Linked DNA regions of Mus musculus: region 1 is linked to region 2. Evidence: chromatin loops called from intact Hi-C (ENCODE). Cell type or tissue: heart. All regions are shown on one strand. Region 1 holds the start of Nrbp1 (nuclear receptor binding protein 1). Region 2 holds the start of Gtf3c2 (general transcription factor IIIC, polypeptide 2, beta).

Region 1 (2,500 bases), 61 kb after region 2:
TTTAGGTAAGTGCATCTTTTAATCCAACATCAGAATTCTATTTTGTCTTGACACAGTGTTGTTGCTCTATTGCTTATGCTGACCTTGAACTCACGGCATTAGCCTACTGAGTGATAGGATTACAGGTATGCATTACTATGCTGGGTGAAAAAAAAAGTTTGTTTTTGAGACTATGTAGCCCTGGTTGGCCTTGAATTCACAGAGATCTCTCTGGCATGCTTGTTGAAATTTCAGTTTTTAAAGCAAGCATTTTAAAGTGAAGAGATGAGAAAAAAATGAGTCTCTATAGGATTTCTGTGTGAACCCGTGAACTAGGATTAACTAGTCCCTTTAAGGAGAGTAAAATTGGTGATTGTGACATTCTCAGATTCAGATGATTCATCCTTCTTCCTTGATAATACATGTATAATGGTATTATACATCTCTTAAATTCTGCCTTTAACTTTCTAAGATCAATGGCTTACCCAGAATCTATTGTAATTCTTTACACTCACAGACAATGTAAACTCTTTCCAAATAATACCTTTTCAAAGACAGTTTTGATGGATCTTCTTACTTCGGATTCTATTTTGGACTCATGTCAACTTAAATTTGAGTAACTTTTTTTTTTTGTTTTGTTTTGTTTCTTTTTCGAATTTGCCAACTATCATTGGATAACTTCAATGAGTTCTCCCTTATGTGGGTCGAATCAGGTTATGTCTGGGTAAATAATGTTATGCAAATCAGCAACTATTAGTTTTCATGTTAAGCGATTAAAAAAAAGCTTTCTGAAAATTTGATGACCAGTGCACTGTCTCTTTCCCAAATGGGGAATGTGGGTGGGTTCGTTCCTCAGATTGAAAGGCTGCGTCTTCCGTTCCTTTTGTCTTCTTAGAGGATTAGGACTGTCATGGCGCTTTCAAGAAGAGAGAGAAGGCCTTCCTTTCGTCCGGCAGAATTACTTGGGGGCACCTCGACTGGGAGGAGGATGGACAGAGAGACAAGAAGACAACGCTGGCAGGCAGTCTGCCGGAACCCCGCAAGGGGAGGAGACCCGGCAGTAGACTGCCTTGAGAGCCTCGGTCTGTGGGAACCGCCCCCCGCTGCCCTGTCCAATGGAAACCTGGCGGCGGTGCGGCACCGCCCACTGTTGGTCCGGACGCCGCGAGGGCGGGGCCCGCAGTTCGGTTGCGCTGCGGAGCGCAGCTGTGAGGGAGTCGCTGGGATCCGAGGCCCCGGAACCCGAGCTGGAGCTGAAGCGCAGGCTGCGGGCGCGGAGTCGGGAGGTGAGCTCCGGAGAAAGAGGCCCTGGAGGGAGGGGCTCGCGGAAGGGCGGCAGGATGACCCCGAGCCGCGGGCCGGCAGGACGCGGCCGGCGGGTGCTGTCGGGCGGCCCTGCTTTCTCGGGAGTCAGGCCCGACCTAGCCCGGCCCGTCGCAGCTGAGGGGCCACCTTGGCCCCAGGGCGCCGCCCGCCCTCCTGGTGTCTCCGGCGTGGCCGCGGCGGCCCGGAATTCTGCGGGCGCGGGTCGGGGGGCCCCGGCGTTCTCTTGGAACTCTGGCCGCGAGAGGCGGGGCAGGCGGCGCGGGCGGGGGCGGGGCGGGGGCCCGGGCCCGAGGGCCTGCGGAAGGAAGCGCGGCGTCCGGGCCGGGCCTGCTCGCGGGGCGGCGCGCCGAGCGCGGGGGCGTGGTCTGCGGCCTGACGGCGGGGCAGGGCTGGCCTTTGATGAGGTGGCTGTGGTGCTCGGTCTCCTGGCCGGCCACTGTCTGTCCGCCGCCGCTTCCTTCCAGATACTGGCCGGGCGACCTGTTGGAGTGTTGACAAGCTGAGGGCCTCCTCCCTCCGAGCTTGCATTCTCTCCGACTGAGCAGTTCTGTTGACCTCAGAGGCTTTCTGGGTTTCCTCAGAGCGGCCTGTGGCTGCGAGCTATGCGGGGTGATGTGCAGAGGGCTTTCAACTAATAATGGAAGCCGGGAGAACAACTTTGCGAGATGACAGACAATGCCCTGTAGTGAATGTACTATGCGTCCTCAGGGTAGCTAGAGGCTTCGAGGAGATACCCTCACCGATGCAAATGAGCTTTTCCACAGTGATCCCTGTTAAAACTGCCAGCAGCTCTGAGGCAGAACCCCCAGTGTTGCACACGTTTCTGCATCTCTTGCGGGAGTGCTTGGAGATCTTTAGGCACTGCTCTTATTTTACCTTCTGGGACATGATTGGGAGGGCAATGTGCTTTCTGGATGTTTGTCTCTGATGACAGTTCATCTTTTCTCTAAGTGCCCCGTGGAGGGGCTGCCTGTTTCCTTGGTCCTGTAGTTTTAGATTCCATGGGCTTTGACGTTCCAGAGTATATTCTGTATCTCGCTAGACTTTCACTTATCCGTTCAGATTGGATGCACATTCTGCGAATGTAGCTGAAACAGACTTTATTATTTTCTTAGCTCTTTGATAGGGGACGGAGGAAAAAGTGATCCTTAACTCATCTTTTTTAGTGGTTTATTAAGACATGCACGCAACTAAT
Region 2 (2,500 bases):
CTTGAAAAACCAAAAGAGAAAGTTTGTAAGATAAAGATAAGAAAGTAAGTTAAGTAAGTTTGTAAGATCTTGCCTTCCTGGTTTACTACACTATTCGAACTCGATGCATGAATCAGTATATAACTTTTTTCAGTGAGTGACTCAACATACAAAAAAAAAATCCTTTTAAAAATTCACTTCTGAGGGAGGGTGTGGGGGACTTTTGGGATAGCATTGGAAATGTAATTGAGGAAAATACGTAATAAAAAAAATACAAAAAAAAAAAAGAAAAAATTCACTTCTAGTAAAAGGCAGTGGCAGTGAATGGTAGAATTCCTATTTAGGATCTGACAATACAAATTTTAAACAGTAAAGGAAGAAATGTTCAGTAAATTCTAACTAGGATTTTTATATCCCATACTGTCTGATTTCCTTGCTGCTTCAGGTTGCTAACCTGACTACTTTGGCAAAAGAAAAACAATTAGATAATACTTCATCTTAAACACGGACTCACTTCACATACACTGTTTAATACACTGGTTCCCAAAGTATTCCTATCATGCAACTGGTGATTTATCAGATAATTTTACTGGTCCAAAAACAAACATATTATTTGTACAAAAACCTGCAACTCACGTTTTCAGTTGATACTGCTAGAAACTAAAGAGTGTAAATCTGAATAGAACAACTTAAAACTATTAGGAAAAATGGCACTGCAGTTGATAGCGGTAAGCGGTAAAAGGTAACGTAAGCAAAGGTTAATTTGAATTTATGTAACAATCAATGTACCTCCAAGGGCAAAAAGACCTGGTTATGTCCTAAACCTGCCCAGAAAAGTGAATTACCTCCTGTGGGGGTGAAGTCGCCATCTCTGTCTTGTCCAAAAGACGGCAAACTTGCCGCGGGATAAAAGGACCAGTATAAGGAAACATAACTGGCCCTTGGCTGCGCCAATGGGGTTGCAGCGCGCGGGGCACAACCCCCGGGGTTAGAGCCACTTGGAGGAAAAGGCTGAGACACAGTAAGAGGGAATGAGCACAAGAGGACTGACTGCAATCAGACAGAGACACCACCACCTGCCATTCCCCAATCCTGGCCGTGGGGGCAGCTTTCGAGCCCCAGGCGAGCCCTGATTTCCCTAAGCCTTAAGATAACTGCAGGTTCACCCAAGTCCGAAGGCCCAACGTAACGAGTTCAACGTAAGCAGTGCAGAAACCTGAGTCCAGTTTACCGCGCTACATACACCGAATTGGGGAAGAAGGTAAGACCGGCTGGCAGAGATGGGGGATGCTCAGTGGCCCCAGTGGGGACGGAGGAGAGAGCTCGACGGTTCTCGGGAGAAGCGCAAAGGCTAGGAGGCGCGCTGTCTTGCGCGGGAGTAAGACGGGAATCGGGAATCGGTTCCCATTGCCTTAGCGCTACGGCAAAAGAATGGGAGGAGTAATTTTGGGTCCCCCGCACACCCCGTTGCGGTACACTCACCCGCGCCAAAGTCCTTCCGGAAGTCCAAGTTCGAAGATGGCGCCGCCTGTCGGGTCGCGGTTTTATGACGAAATCTTGATCGGCTCTTCCTTGCCCCGCCCCCGAGACAAGGTAAACGCAAGCTTGGTCTGGAACGCGTTTCCTGCCGAGCTTTCTTTTAAACTCTGTGTTCCATAATGCAGCGCGGCGCGGCACTGAGCCCTCCGACGCCCGCGAGCTGGAGCGTGGCTTCCGCGGCCCTAGGACACTGCAGGGCCTTCTGGGAATTTCAGCGACCGGAAGGGGAGGTCGGCGCCTGCGCGGCACCGCAGCTCCACCAGCAGCCTTGTGGAAAAGCATTGAAGAGGAAAGTGTCGCGCTTCTGCTGTCGCCGAGCGTTCCGACCTGCCTTTCCACCCAGGTTGCTGGCTTTGTGGAGAAAAGAGCCTGACCACACCTGATTCTTAACTACAGTCCCGAGCTTCGACGGACTAGGAGACAATCCCTCGCCCCCAGAGATCTCCTGATTTTCTGCTGCCAGTGAATGAGCCAAGACAGGAAGAAAATAAAGAGGAGGGCTTGGAAAGAGGCCAAGGGAAGAAAAGAGCGGGGGGAGCCTAGCCTGGGTGGGTAGGCTGCGCTTTTAAAGAGAGCATCAACCCAGGCCTCACGCCACTCCCTCACTGGGAAGTGGCCTCCGAGCAACAAGGTTTTCAGCCTTTTAAAACCATGTAGCTTTCACAGATCTGCCTTTACCCAGGAGGAGGGCGAATTAAAATGAACCGGAAGAGGTGAAATATGGCAGCTTTCCCCTTTCTAAATAGTCTTGTTCAATTATTCCCTTGGTTAAATCTTTACAAAGAGTAATGGTGCACGCTTATAATCCCAGCACTCCGGAGATGGAGTCAGGAGGATTAGCAGTTCAACGTGATCCATGACTACTTGGAAATTGGAAATCAGCCTGTACTATATTAGACCATGTCTCAGAAAAATGAGAAAGGGAGAAAACAATGGGGCACGTCAACTCCCAGACTAGGTACTCAAGGCTGAAGCAGGAAGA

Evidence for each region. Hi-C counts contacts between places; a loop is a spot of excess contacts. Peaks named below come from ENCODE experiments on the same cell type or tissue, not always from the same donor. Only the 100,000 strongest peaks of a DNase experiment are listed, where the experiment ranks them.
Region 1: a loop joins it to region 2, with 4 times the contacts of the local background. A loop is called at or near these places in 2 of 42 quality-filtered maps.

The regions. Positions count from the first base shown.
Region 1 is chr5:31,239,738-31,242,237 of GRCm38, forward strand. Nrbp1 (nuclear receptor binding protein 1) reads left to right here and starts at 1,181. Exons shown (of 18, transcript NM_147201.2): 1 at 1,181-1,265. In heart, a CTCF peak has its summit at 1,116; DNase peaks (open chromatin) are centred at 1,114 and 1,674; H3K4me3 peaks cover 1,957 bases; H3K27ac peaks cover 1,780 bases.
Region 2 is chr5:31,178,423-31,180,922 of GRCm38, forward strand. It overlaps Gtf3c2 (general transcription factor IIIC, polypeptide 2, beta), which reads right to left and starts at 1,722. Exons shown (of 19, transcript NM_027901.2): 1 at 1,462-1,722. In heart, a CTCF peak has its summit at 1,546; DNase peaks (open chromatin) are centred at 999 and 1,669; H3K4me3 peaks cover 2,158 bases; H3K27ac peaks cover 1,750 bases.